Linked DNA regions of Homo sapiens: region 1 is linked to region 2. The links are chromatin contacts, found by Hi-C or POLR2A ChIA-PET in ENCODE. All regions are on one chromosome and are shown on one strand. The core of a region is the stretch at or near the end of the contact, and the rest is flanking DNA. Distances in the headings are between cores, read along the strand shown. Region 1 overlaps IQCJ-SCHIP1 (IQCJ-SCHIP1 readthrough). Region 2 holds the start of MFSD1 (major facilitator superfamily domain containing 1).

The links. Hi-C counts contacts between places; a loop is a spot of excess contacts on that map. ChIA-PET counts read pairs that join two places held with the same protein, here RNA polymerase II (POLR2A). Pooled maps may share reads with other maps.
Region 1: POLR2A ChIA-PET joins it to region 2 with 13 read pairs in BJ. The contact joins the enhancer-like site here to the promoter of MFSD1 in region 2. A Hi-C loop is called at or near these places in 7 of 50 pooled maps. POLR2A ChIA-PET finds 5 or more read pairs at or near these places in 2 of 52 experiments (BJ and PC-9).

Annotation. Positions count from the first base shown.
Region 1 is chr3:159,774,190-159,781,539 of GRCh38, reverse strand. All of the region lies in intron 4 of IQCJ-SCHIP1 (IQCJ-SCHIP1 readthrough), which reads right to left. The region is part of intron 2 of SCHIP1 (schwannomin interacting protein 1); the gene reads right to left. Among named protein-coding and RNA genes, the nearest start is that of IQCJ-SCHIP1-AS1, 9.3 kb to the right of the region's middle. RefSeq lists an enhancer at 6,035-6,580. Within about 2 kb of position 5,844, at least 13 of the 41 ENCODE cell types and tissues checked have a DNase peak (open chromatin) inside an H3K27ac peak, as active enhancers do.
Region 2 is chr3:158,797,572-158,805,017 of GRCh38, reverse strand. It overlaps MFSD1 (major facilitator superfamily domain containing 1), which reads right to left and starts at 2,964. Exons shown (of 16, transcript NM_022736.4): 1 at 2,703-2,964; 2 at 647-699. The coding sequence starts at 2,865.

The sequences.
Region 1 (7,350 bases), core at 4,595-7,094, 970 kb before region 2:
ATCATTTTGTGTGCTATGCTTTGCTGAAAAGCTTCACATAAGCAATTTAAAAATATAACTTATTGGCTGGGCATGGTGGCTCACACCTATAATCCCAGCACTTTAGGAGGCCAAGGTGTATGGATCACCTGAGATCAGGAGTTCGAGACCAGCCTGGCCAACATAGTGAAACCCCATCTCTACTAAAAATACAAAAACTAGCTGGGCGTGGTGGTGTGCACCTGTAATCCCAGCTACTTGAGAGGCCGAGGCAGGTGAATCGCTTGAACCTAAGAGGTGGAGGTTGCAGTGAGCCGAGATCATGCCATTGCACTCCAGCCTGGGCAACAAGAGCAAAACTCTGTCTCAATAAATAAATAAATAACTCTTGCTCCAAAATGGATTCAGAACATTTACCCCCACAGAACTCAGAGACATGCTACACTTAGAACTCACAAAAACAGTTTCTATAAGATAAGGAATGGTTAGAAAGCAATCTTTAATTCACATTAAAAATATAAAATTTATGCTGTAAAACTAGTTGTTTTTATCCCAATAATCATAAGGAGATGATGATCTGATTCCTGGAGCTGCTGATAACCACCTCCTCATGCACAGTCTCAGCCTCATCAAGTGGACGCATCTGAGCTGGCATCAGAGCACACAGGCACACCTGTGGATGCAGCTAGACGCTGACATTTCAGCTCAGTGTCTGAATCTTGGTATTAACACCACCAGAGTCACAGGTCGAATCCCTATGGGGGCTAGTTAGCTGTGACCCTTTCCAAGGTCACTGGTGCCACCCTAGGTTCTGCCCTGTCATCCCATCCCATTAAGTGGACACTATGGGTCACAGAGGTAAAGGAGTACGGTGAGGGTGTGTGGACAAGATGCCGAGACGAATGAACCCTGATGTCTCTATGTAGGATGCCAACTTGGCATGTTACATTTATGACACTTTGAACATCTCTTTCACTTGGTGTGTTTATTTCCTCACCACTGGAGGAAAGTATAGGGGTTTGGGCCAGATGAGCTTTAAGGTCCATTACACCTTCGATATTTAATGATTGGGCAAGAGAAATGTATTTATTAATACTGGGTCTTCAACTGTCATGGTTTGAACTTGAGTCCTAAGTCAAGAGACTGCCCACTGTTATTAATTAGGGTTCCCGACTTGCAAGCAATTAAAACCAATGCTGGCTAACAAACCCACAGAATCAACAGGAGGCAGACACTGGAGCAGCACTTTGGAAACAAGTAGAAACAAGGTCAGGAAGCAGAAGTCACAGCCATGGTCCCTTCATAGCATGGGTTTGGCAGCAGTCAACACTGCGAGGGCCTCCGACTGTCCCTGAGGACCTTGCTGCAAATGCTCTAGACATAAATTTCCCGGGAGCTCTTCTACCTGCAGCAGAGCCAGGGGAGGAGAAGGAACTGGAGCTGAAGTTCCCAGAACATGAGTCAGCTACTTGTAATTACTCTTCCACCAAAATCACACATGACGCGGAAGAGGTAGTCCCCCAAACGGAAGCTGGGAGCTCTTAGGAAGGGTAACTCATGCTGGGTACCAAAACCCATGAACATCCATCATAGGAGGAAGAACCTAAGAATATAGAGGAGGGTATTTCCAATATGTCCCATCCTCCAGCACAGCATGTAATGAACTTCAAGAGAATATCTAAGTTGAAGGAGCTATTCAAATTACTGTGGTCCAGAAAACACAATTTTCCTGAAAGAAATGTTGAGTTAGTGCTATCACAATCCACAATATATTGAACACATAATTAGTTAAAAAAAAATTAAACAAAAGGAAATTACCGATCCTGTTGGCAAAACCAGATGCTCTATGAGAATTCACTGAGTCATGGGGACATCCTTCTTTTTTTTTTGAGATGGAGTCCATGGAGTCTCATGGACTGCAGTGCCATGGTGCGATCTTGGCTCACTGCAACCTCTGCCTCCTGAGTTCAAGTGATTCTCCTGCCTTAGCCTCTCAAATAGCTGGGATTACAGGTGTGTGCCACCATGACCAGCTAACTTTTTTTTTTTTTTTTGGTAGAGACAGGGTTTCACCATGTTGGCCAGGCTGGTCTCCAACTCCTGACCTCAAGGTGATCTGCCCACTCAGGCCTCCCAAAGTGCTGGGATTACAGGCGTGAGCCACTGCACCTGGCCGGGGACATCCTTCTATTGGCAACAAAACTATGCCTGGTGCCCATTAGTGGTTTAGTTTTTGAAATTCTGACCATTCAATCAGTCAACAAATATTGAACATCCTGATGTGCCAATCTCCCTTCCCTTTTCCACTCCTGCAAGAGTCCCAAACCCTTTTCTATGCCATTTCTAATCTGTTCCTCATGACTTAACCCCAGTCCTTTCACATCCTGAGTGGCATTTGTTCCACAGGTTGCTTACACCTCTGTGAGTTGCCTATAATGTACCCTCTCCCAGGACTTCCACTGGACATTCATAGAGCCTTCACAATTCCACCAGAAACTTAACTTTAAAGAAGTAAACTACCAAGCTGAAAAGTTGTTTCCTACTTTAAAACAATAAAAAATCTGGATATCAGAGAGCAAATAACAAGTGAGAACTTGTGGCTGTCCACAGCCCAGATGGAAAGCAGACTGTGGGCAAGTTTATTTCTACACTTAAGAACTCACAAAACAGCCCCCTCACTGGAGATTCACCCTCCACAGGCCGTGTGTGCACATATTTCTCTCTTTATCTGCCCCTTCACTCCATCTGTCTTCTCCAGAGACAGCACCAGAGTTCCACCGAGGAGGGATAGAGGCAAGGCAACCTGATTGGAAGAGGAGGCTAGAGACTTGTCTTCAAAAGCATTTACATAGCAAATATATTAGCACCATGTTTACTTAAATTTCATGCCTGTTTGGGATGGCTTTATGGAGGGGCAGTGTAGAATGTGGAGGAACCTAACTCTCCCCTCCCTCCTCAAGTCACAGCCTGTGAGGATATATTACTTATTACAGTTGTCGAATAGTTTTAGTATACCCTTTTTAATTTCAAAGGCCAATATAAATCTCAATAAAGTTTGTAGGTTAGGTGATAGTATTGGGTAAATGTTCATTTCTTGAAAAATGAATAGCTTGAAAAATGTATCCTAGACATATAAGATATTAACATAAGGGGAAGCTGCTGAAGGATATTTGAGAACTCTGTGTACTATCTTTGTAATTTATTTGCAAATCTAAAATTATTCCAAAATAAGTTTTTTAAAAAAAAACTAATATAAAAAATGTTTCCTAGCCGGGCGCGGTGGCTCACGCCTGTAATCCCAGCACTTTGGGAGGCCGAGGCAGGTGGATCATGAGGTCAGGAGATAGAGACCATCCTGGCTAACATGGTGAAACCCCGTCTCTACTAAAAATACAAAAAATTAGCTGGGCGTGCTGGCAGGCGCGCTGGCGGGCGCCTGTAGTCCCAGCTACTCAGGAGGCTGAGTTAGGAGAGTGGCCTGAACCCGGGAGGCGGGTGCAGTGAGCCAAGATCACGCCACTGCACTCCAGCCTGGGTGACAGAGCGAGACTCTATCTCAAAAAAAAAAAAATGTTTCCTGTTTTTCTAAATAAAAGTGAATAAACCTCCTAAAATTGTTTAGTTTATTTGGAATCTATGTTAACTTTGTACTTAGAGCCAATAGTTCCAAAGAGGAAAAAAGAGTCCCAACCTTTATATTTTCAACAGGTCCTCCACTGTATTATGTACGACAGCTAAAATTAAATAAAGTCTCAATATGACTGAGCAATATTGAAGTTTCATTAGATTCTGTATAACAAGAAGTTTTATAAAGACTCACCACCACACCTTGGAATTAAGTGGTCTCAGATGAATTTCTAGCAGATGAAACAGCTGAGGCCACATATGTGTGTGTGTTTATATTTCAGATACTCTGTTCTTAAGGAGTTCTTCCCTTTTTATTATTAATAAATAATAAAAAATAAATCATGACACAGTTCCCTGACTACAAATAACAAATCAATTTTTGAACTGCTTTGAAGATGAAAGAGAAAAGTAAATGCTAAGTAATGGGATGTGTATAAAAATTAAGTGAAATAGAGGTGTGTAGTGGGTCTTGTTTTTTTCCTTTGGATGTTATTATTTCTCATTATTTTAAGCATTGAAAGGAGAAAAAAAAAGCTACTCTGGTGTCAATAAATAAGAGCAACACTCCTTCATGGGTTTTCCTCCTTAAGATTTCTTACTTCTACAATCTCACCAGACCTCTTGGCAAATGGTCCCACCTTGCCCCAACTTATCCTCATTTCAGGTAAGACATTTAGCCTCTTTGGATCTCAGTTTTCTCATATGAAAAGTGAGGAGGTTGGATTAGGAGCAAGATGGGTAACTGGTAGCCTAGGGGCAGTATTCTGGACAGCAGATATTTGTTAGTCTCACAAATGTATATGTATGTTTAAAGTTGTTTGCCAATATGTAATAGTCAAGATAGTTCTCATAACATCTCAGGCTTGGATCTTGGGCTTCTCCTGACACATCAGAACACTGACATCATGTTCTGGCATGGCACGAAGTCAGGCGGCAAGTGACAGCAGCTGCCCCTTTACCCCTGGGACATACCTTCCAGGACACCATGGTCCTCTCCCACTGGGCCCACTGCTCCAGTGGGTTATCTATGTGACCTCTGGAAGCATCCGCGTTTACCACCCTTGCTCTGGCCTCCCTCTTAGCTCTAATATTCTCATTCCCAGTGTGATTGTTTACTAAAAAAAGAGAACTTTAATTTGGCTTTCAGCACACTGGAACTCTATAGAGGTTTTAGTCACGTGTTAGTACAGACACAACTGTTCATCTGCTTTGTTTAGAGTTTCTATATGAGACACAAGAAAAATAAATCTAATATTTAGATCACTATACCACAGTAGAGCAGGTATTCAAAATGTTTTAAAGTTACTGCTGCCTAAAGTTGTTCTTCTAGAACGAGCTCTTATTTTAAACGCTATTTGGGTCAGATGATGGGGTCACTGTAAGATGGATAACAACTCTAACAGATTACTGGTTATACAATTCGAGTGTTCAAAAATAAAATGCCAGTGGTCTACTCTCTTACTCCTTGCCGAACCAATTTTAGAGTGGAAACAAAAAGGACAGAGCACTGGGCAACCCATTCAGGTCCCCTTCCACACTGTTGAAGCTTTGTTCTTTCGCTCTTCACAATAAATCTTCCAAAAAAAAAAAAAAAAAAAAAAGACAGAACACTTAAGATGTAGTTGTTCAAAATAAAATGTCAGACTAGGTCAAAATGGACCAAAAATTATGTAAGACTGCATAAAGAAAAAAAATTGTCTGCAATTTTCATTAAGTAGGGTAATTTTTAGCTACTGGTATCATGAAGAGAAAAACAGGAGACTGAATTGGTTCTGAAACTATTTGAAAACATGTTATTTTTATGAGTGTAGATTAGCATTTAGGTTCTTTTCTAAGATGATACTGTACCAGTTTCCTAGAGGTTCAGACTCCTTTTATTTTGGAAATAAGTTTAACACTACTCTTTCTTTAGGTGGGGAAAAGAGGTAAAAGCTATTATGCTGCTGGACTTGACATTAAAAACACCCTGGCATTTCAGAGCACAGCAGCTTTTCTGCTTTTGTTTTTATTTTTTAGTACTCTAACCTCAAATCTAAATTTACAACACTGCCGGAGATCTTAGGAATTATGAGGAAATTACCTCATTCCCTTTAAAATTTTTCAGAAAGCAAAGTTCTCTCCATATATGGCAAACCAAGAAGGAAGCAGAATCCAGTTACATTCATTTAGGAGCTGCCAGGACTTACCAATTGTTTTGTTCCAGGCACGCCTACAACCCACGTGTGAGCAGGCCAACACTGGCACAGCTGGGTGGCTAGGGAGTGCCTGCCCTCATCTCTCCAACAACAAACAGTACAAGAGTGGGCCTGGCAGGGGGTCCTGGCCACCAGAGGCACCCTGTGCTAGATGAGCCACTTTCTTAGGGACTTTGAATTGGTAACCTGCACAGGAGAGAAAGGCGAAACAGGCAGGCTGAGGACCACAGTGGGGAGATCTCAGAGGAGGAAGCAAGGGGTGTGTGCTGCTGAGGGGCAACAGCATGACCCAATCAGCTGGGGTATGCCCAGGGAGGCACAGACAGACCATCCGCTGTCTGCAGGCCTGGCTGGGAGGCTGCAGAGGGTTTCTGCCCTTTCCCAAGCATCCTGAAAAGCAGCTCCAGCAACCTGTGGCAAATGGAGAATCACCTGCCTCTGCACCTGGAAAAGCCCAACCCCACACACTTTCCTGATAGAAGCTTTTTGTAATACTTTGTAAAACAAAAACAAAAAACTAACTCTGTGAATAACTAAGACATTTATTTCTATACGGCAGAGTTTTGAAGGGATCAATCATCTCAGACATGGGCAATAAAACCCTCTTGAATTGATGAATTTGCAGAAATCAGCTGCAGACTAATGCACTGCTTCTTGGAATCCATAAAAATTGAAGCTTTTTGTTTGGGTCTACTATGCTAATATCCCAAGGAAGAAAGATGCACAGTCACTTTCATGAACCATAAATACTAAGAAGAGACTCTGAGAAATGGAAGAAAAAAAAGAAAAAAAATGATTAATGTGATATTGCTGATGATGGATAAGCCAAAGAGGTTATTTGATTACACATACATATGAAATGTTTGGGTGGAGATACAGAGGCATCAGTAAAATGTACAGATACAAGTGGCAATAATTGGAAAATCTGATACACAAAGTCAGACTAAGAAAGTTGGTAACTTTAGCTTTCAGTAAGTTTGGCTTTAATACAACCTCATATTGGTTAGAGGAAGCAAAAAAATGGGTTTACAAGTACCTTTTAAAAAACTATCAACCTGGGGCTGAACAAAACACTGGTTGGGATCATTCCTACCACCTGGGCTTTTCCTAGCCTAAACATCATCTTTTGAACTACCTACACTTTACGGGAAATATACCCCAAGAGTAGGAAAAAAATGAAAATAACATAAAATGATGCAAATATTGAAAAATCGGTCAGTGGAGAGAAAAAATTAGATTAAGTATATGCATAAATGAGAACAGATAAAGACAAGTGATAAGGATCAGTGGAGAACATGCTTGACATAATTATTTAACAGATATATATAAAGGGCAACAATTACTTTTTATTTTATTATTTTTTTATCTTCCATTTTCAGAAGACAGGAAGATAATTATTCACAAAAGGGAAGTAGTAGCCAAAACTAAGACAAAACAAACACACAGACAACAAAAAGAAGCAAGACCATCTGAGAAACAAGGAGAGCTCTTGCAGATTTTAAGAGAGACTTGGTAAGTGAAGGAGAATGATTATTATTACAACTATCCT
Region 2 (7,446 bases), core at 1,715-4,214:
TATACAAGGATAATCTTAGCCTATCCCTACCTACCCTACCCTCTCCATCCCCTCAAGCATGCTCCTCCTACTTCCTTTCTCTTTCATTCTAGAATGAAAAGGGTCAACCTATGCATTTTCCCTGTCCAAAGGTTAAAAAGAACCTACAAAGAAAAGAGACTAAATACCCAAAAAACTGTAAATATCAAGTATGTTCTTACAATACAAAACCAGACTAAAAATCCTGACATGGACAATCCTCTGCAATCAGTATCCACATTTAAAAAACAAAATAACAACTAAAACCTATTTAAGAAGGCAAAAAGCTATCTTAACAAATCATTTGTCATTCGGGTGACTAAGCACTGGGAGAGTGAAATGCAAACAAAAACCTGCTCATATTTTTGACAATACTGTGGAAATACCACATAATTATTTATCTAAGGTCTGAAACAATTTCAAGTCACATATGTGCTATAAATGAATTATTTGTGGTAACTCATTTCAACTTAAGAACACCCCTTGCAACTTGTGGATTTGGTGACTACAGATGTCAAAATAGATTCAGCGGACACGTGAGACTAGGGCACCTGAGGGTTGATAATGCCTCCACCGCTACACTTGCTCTAAAGAAAACAAAAGAAACAAGAGTGAAAAATCAACTTACTCGTTTAACTTGAGTCTGAAGGGCAGCAGGATTATCATAGCAAAAATAGCTGCCTAGAAAAGAGCAAATACTTTATAAGTAATAATACTTCCCATATAAAAGTTTCAAGTTGCAGTTGCTACTGAAATTACAATTTTAAATGCTGATACTACGGGTTGACACTACAGAAATATTTCTGAACCACTTCCTTATCCACCAGTATTTTCTAAGTTATATCAAATAACTTCCATAAATTGGTAGTGTTCATACACAGCAAATACTGGGAACCTGAATTAAAAAGTCAACAACCAACAATTAAATATTTTTCTATTTTACTTTCATCATGCTTCACACATATACTATTTTATTAATATCTTCATGAAGCATCTATATTTTATTTATTTCCTTATTTACAAACACACATACACTAAAAACTTTACAACCTCATCAGTTTCCTAATAATGTTAGCTTAAGGACAAAGGAATGGAGTGTAACCATTCTGACAAAACCAATATTTGAAACAAGTTCTCTAATTCTACAAACTACCCAAAATCAAATAATTTAGTGAATACAGGGCCAGGAGTGAAAAAAAAATGAAACTGAGAATTCTAAAGGATTAAATTAAAACATGTCTTTGGGGGAACTGGAAAGAGAGAAGTAGGGAGAGATCTGACCATGCACTCGGATTTATTTTAAAGATAAAATAATTGAGATTCCTTCGTAGGCTACAAGAAAATATTGCCTCCATAGCTCTACTAACTCTACAAGTGCACGAGGCTATTGGTTCTAATGACAATAAAAACTGTCATTAGAAAGGAATGAATCTGGCTTCTGAATTCTAGGCAGATAACCAGAATTTACCAAAAACTGTCTGTCTGCTTGAGTGGGGACCATTTTTTTTAATGTTTTATTGTTGTTCTTTCTTTGTTGTGGTGGTGGTTGTTTCTAAACCCTGCTTTAATCTCTTTTAAGGATTCAACGTCCTGCTTTAAAGCTAATGGATGGGCATCATCTTTTAAAAAACAGGGGAGGGGGGAAAAAGGAGTTGCAAGGAAACCAAAGCCCAAAGCATCCTTCATGTCTACTTATATGTTCAGCGCTAGAATAGTTATCCACCATAATGTTCTTAAACCTGCTGATTACACGGGCTCCAGCTAGCCTCCTGAAAAACACATTCATACCAAATTAATATTAGAATTTTGCTTAATAAATTAAAAACTGTAACATAGGAAGGAAAATTTTTTTCTAATTATCAAGAAACTGTTTTCGGAGACATCAGATTTCATAAGAGAAACCAACCACTGTCAAGACTACCACAAGTCCCGTCCAATATGATTGCTTCACAGTGGCAGAGTGGAAGATTAAGAGAACAATATCTATTCACTGAAGCTATCAGCAAGACACACTCATACATTTTCTCAAAGAGGGTGAAAAATATATAGAAGACTGCCGACGAAATCATTCACGTTTTTTAAAAGCTGGACAACATTGTAAGACCCTGTGTCTAAAAATAATAATAATAATAAAGCCGGGTGTGGTGGCGCCCCATCTGTGGTCCCAGCTACTCGGGAGGCTGAGGCGGGAGGATTGCTTGAACCCAGGAGGTGGAGGCTGCAGTAAGCCACTTTCACAACACTGCACTCCGGGCTGGGTGACAGAGCAAGCCCCTGTCTCACCTAAAACCAAACAAACAAAAGTTGTTTAGGAACAGTTAAAGCTTTCTGAATTTCCTCCGACCACGTGTGCCAAAAGAGGAACCTTGAAAATCTGGAGTTACCTTCATATCTATCGCCTCTAGGGCGAGTCGCTAGCCCCTGGGACTTACTGAAGAGCAAAGGAGTGCCACAAAACTCGCCCAGCTCAGTCCCTCGACCTCCACGTTCCGGACGCGGAGTAACTAGCAACATCCACAGGTGTGGCTGGAATCGATCGCAAAGGGGAAAATAAGGAGGCCCAGGAGCTTAAGACAGAAGCTGCGCTGAGGCCCCGTGGCACCAGTGACCACGATGACGATCTACCTCGAAGAGAAAGTCGGGAATTCCTTAAAGATCAGCCCCAACCCACCCGGCCGGCTCACCAAAGCCAAGGAAGCACATCAGTAACAGCACCAAAAGCCGGTGCGCCAGGCGACTGGGGTCGCAGAGGGCCGGCAGGGCTCCAGGGGCGGCCGGGGCACCTCTGTCGGCCTCGTCAGGGCCGCCTGCCAGGAGCGCCCGCGCTTCCTCATCCTCCTCCTCCATTGCGCCCGCAGGAGACGGAGAGGGGAAAGTGGTGACAACTCCAAACCCAGGCAGGAAGCAGCGCCCGTGGAACACTGTCAAGACGGCGGTCACATGACTCCGGGAGCTCACGTGACGCCCCGGCAGGTCACGCAGGGCCACGCCCATGTGAGCGGCCGCGAGCGCTGGGAGGACGGACCCAGCGGTCGATGACAGGGCCTGGCGCGGTTCGCTTTTCCTGGGTGACTGTGTTCGTGGGGCTGAGGCCCTCGAGGTGCCCACTTCCAGCTTTCCACCAATTACTGCACTGTCTTTCCGTTTCCTGCCCCGCTGACGCGTACACCTATTTCAGACTCAGCGCAGCTCCGCGGGGAGAAAAGTGCGGGGCTCCCTCTCGGCTCCACACCAGACTCCGGAGTAGTTCGAACTGCGCTGGGGTCGCCAAGACGCGCGCTGCCCTTCTCCCAGCACTGCCCTCCCCAGCGTCTTTGACCACTCTTAATACCCACAAACTTGATCGGACAATTTCTGGTGTGTCCAGCCATGTGTCACGTACTGGGAATACAAAATAGAATGAGGCAAGCTCCCTGACCTCAAAGATTTCAGAGTTCAGTTGGAGAAATCGACAGAATCTGGTACTTTTAAAACTAAACATGATGAATGAATGTGGTGAGAACAGCGGCAGAAAATGGCACTGAATTCCATAGAAATATCTGGAAAGGTCATTTCAAAAGGGGAGAAAAGGTGCGTAGTTTAGCCAGCTTTCAGGGCAAGGGAGTGAGGGGCGCTGAAGCTCCTTGAAGTTGAAACCCAGGCTAGAATGAGTAAGAATGCGCCAGTCAGGGTGCTTGTTTGAGCGGGTTGGTTGCAGGGCGGGCAGTTACGAGGGATAATAAAGACAAAAGCGTGAAACAGAACTGGGTGTGTATGTGTTTGTGTTGAACGACAGAGAAGGAACTCGAGTAGAAACACTAAACCTGTTTCAAGAAGAGCCATGCAAGGATTTTGAGCACAGCAGCAGGACTGCAAGCTTTGTGTTTTAAAAAACATTCGGTCTGCCAGCACAGCACCATCGTCGCTTTCTGGGAGCCCTCAGGCTTTACTAACAGAATTTTGAGGGCGTCAAAGCTAGAGGCTGAAAACTGTGAGGATTATTAGGAAGATGCTGCAGTCGTAACGATTAGAGATGACGAGGGCCTGTTAGCAATAAAAAGCAGGAATGGCACAGAAGAAAATCAGTAATTATTTAGGAGGTAAAATGGGAATAACTGTAAATAATAGCCTATGCGATCTGAAAGAGAGGAAAGACTTGAGAGTGTCTCCCAGATTTCTAGCTTGGGCCGCCAATAGAGATCAAAATTTAGAGAGAGAAGGAGGTAGGAGAGAGTGTCAAGGATCAGGTGCTGCCTTTGAGATGTCTATACATATCTCCACTTTCACAGTCCATTCTCTCTTCAGCTCCAGTGGAGGAGCTCCCGATCTAATAAAACTGTCTTGCCGAGAGGAGTAATAACTCCATCTTTCCAAATACATTAGTCACTTCTCTGTCATCTTACTCAACTTCTATCAATTGATGGAATTGACAGCCACTCCTTTTTAGCCTCCTTGGCACCATACTTGCCTTGTGTTCCTCCCACTTTGCTGGCCTATCTCATTTGCTGTCTCATTTGTCAGCTCCTCCTCTTCTATTCAAAATCTAGATGTTCAATGATGCAAGACCCATTCCTGAGCTCTCTTCCACTCATCCATTCCCATAACTTTAAATACCCTCCCTCTGCTGTCCAGTAGGTAGCCATGTGTGGCTGTTGATCATTTGTAATGTGGATAGTTGGAAAGGAGATGTGCAATACGTATAAAATACACACCAGATTTCAAAGACTTGTATGAAAAATAGAATAACCTCCTAATTTGAATACTGATTACATGTTGAAATAATATTTTGCAGATATTAGGTTAAATGTATATATATTAAAACTGGCCGGGCACAGTGACTCACGCCTGTAATCCCAGCACTTTGGGAGGCCGAGGTGGGTGGATCACCTGAGGTCAAGAGATCGAGACCATCCTGGCCAACATGGTGAAACCCCATCTCTACTAAAAATACAAAATTTAGCTGGGCGTAGTGGCACCCGCCTGTAGTCCCAGCTACTCAGGAGGCTGAGACAGGAGAATCACTTGAACCCGGGAGGCAGAGGTTGCAGTGAGCCGAGATCGCGCCACTGCACTCCAGCCTGGTGACAGAGGGAGACTCCATCTCAAAAAAAAAATTATATATATATAATTTTATTTTAGTTTATATATATATATGTGTGTGTGTAAACTAATTCCACCCATTTTTACTTTTTATGTGGCTGCTAGAAAATGTAAAATTACCTATGTGGCTTACATTGTATTTCTGTTTATCAGTGTGGATTTATATGCTGTTGCCTCTAAAATACCTTCATTCCAGACTCCTTTCTTCAGCCTAAGACTACCATTCCAACTGTTTATTTGATATCACGTGGATGATGTGGATGACTAATAGGCATCTCAAACTTATCACATTTAAAACAGAATCCTTGAGTTCTCTCACCCATGCTATACCTATTCCTCCCTAAGTGTTCCTTAGCAAAGTAAATGGGACATCTCTCTACCACTTGCTATCCGCAAGTCTAGCAGTCATCCTTGATGGCTTACTTCATCTCCTACATCTACTCCCTCAGCATGTCTTGTCAACTCTCTTCCAAAATATACCCTCATTGTGCATGTTCTCCATCACTACTCCTCTTACCAGAATGATCTCTCCCAGACAATCACAACAGACTCTTTAAATTGTTTTATTTTGCTTAATTTTGATGAGAGATACATCTGGTGTATATCATTCAAACAGTACCAAAGAGAATAAAGTTCAAAGCGAGTCTTTCCTGCCTCCCTATACCCAGTACTCTTGGGAAGTAATCATCATTATCAGATTATTTTGCATCCTTCCAGAGTTACTACACACAGTTGTTTTTCTTCCTTTCAGCCCAGCAGTGTGGCCTAGAAATTGTTCTTATTCTTGAGGACGATCTTGGAAACAGTCTGTTTGCCACACCATCCTAATCAAGCTTGTTACCAGATTTTTGGTCTTTGCAAATATGATCAGTGAAAATTTGCTATCATAGTGCAGTCTCAATTTATATTTCTATTATATTGAGGAATATTGAACCTCTTTTATGTGATTAACAGCCACTTATATTTGTTCTAGGAATAATCTTCATATCCTTTGCTTATTTTTCCAGATGAATTATTGAGGCTTTTTCTTATTGATTAAATAGGCTCTTTGTTGCTGATAGGAGCTGCATATATTTATTTTGACTCTGTTTACGGTAATATTTCCATATAGTTTCTAATGCCAAACTCTCTTTTTATTTTATAACTCCAGGGGTTTGCTTCTCACGCAAGATTTTCAACAGCCTCAATTGGTCTCTCTACTTCCGTTGTTGCATTTCTATGATATGTTGCCCGCACAACAATCAAAATGATCTTTTTAGTTAGTTTGGAGCTTTGGTTTGTCAAGGAATTATGAGTCAACCATCAATATTTGAACTAAAAGAAACAAAACTGGGCCAGGCACCGTGGTTCACACCTGGAAACCCAACACTCTGGGAGGCTGAGGTGGGGATATTGCTTATACTCAGGAATTGGAGACCAGCCTGGGCAACATGGCGAAACCTCATCTCTCCAAAAATACAAAACTTAGCCAGGTGTGGTGACATGCGCCTGTAGCCCCAGCTGAGGTGGGAGAATCACTTGAGCCCAGGAAATAGAAGCTGCAGTCAGCCGTGATTGCACCACTGCACTCCAGCCTGTGTGACATAGCAAGACCCTGCCTCAAAAAAAATAAAAATAAAAAAAAGCAACGAAACTGGATTTACTGTGTACTCTAATAAGGAAAAGCTATGCTGGGTCGGCACAGTCTCCCCAAGCAGAGCTGGCTGCTGATGCTCTATGGAGCTTTGGGGAATACAGAGTTCAGGAATAGGTGCATTTCAGAGGCAAAAGGGTTTGCCATCACCTGTAGAAGAGTAGATATTCTGGTAAGACTGTTATTAATTCTCCACTGAATTTATTGGAGTGAACCTGTCATTGGCTGACTTTGAGAAAGGAGGGGTTTTTCAAAACAAGTTTTACTGAGGCAGTTGATTAATTGAATGGGTTTAAAACTGGTTCTAGGAGTGTGGAAACTTGCTTTAATTCTCAGGGCTTCAAAAAATTATTATAGAAATGTGAAACCTACAGAAAAAAAAAAGGTAAAAAGGTAATGTACCCACCAAACTGAGCATCCAGAGAAGGACACAGGAAAGAGCTTTTTAGTCAGTGCCAACTCCCCTGTGCATGCCTGAGAACTTCTCCTTGGGGGCTTGCCCTTCCCAGGAGTTCAGGCTACCTGGTTACCTTGCAACCCAGCTGTGTCTGATGGTTTCAGTTAAGGTTGTGACTTTGTAGTTCATCTGAGTTTTTCTCATTATTGAGAAAGGAAAGATGTTCATTGCAGCTTTTCATATCCTAAGCACAAAAGAAGTCTTTCGTCTCAATTTTAACAGTACATTAATGGGGTATTACCCTTTTTCTCCCAGTTTC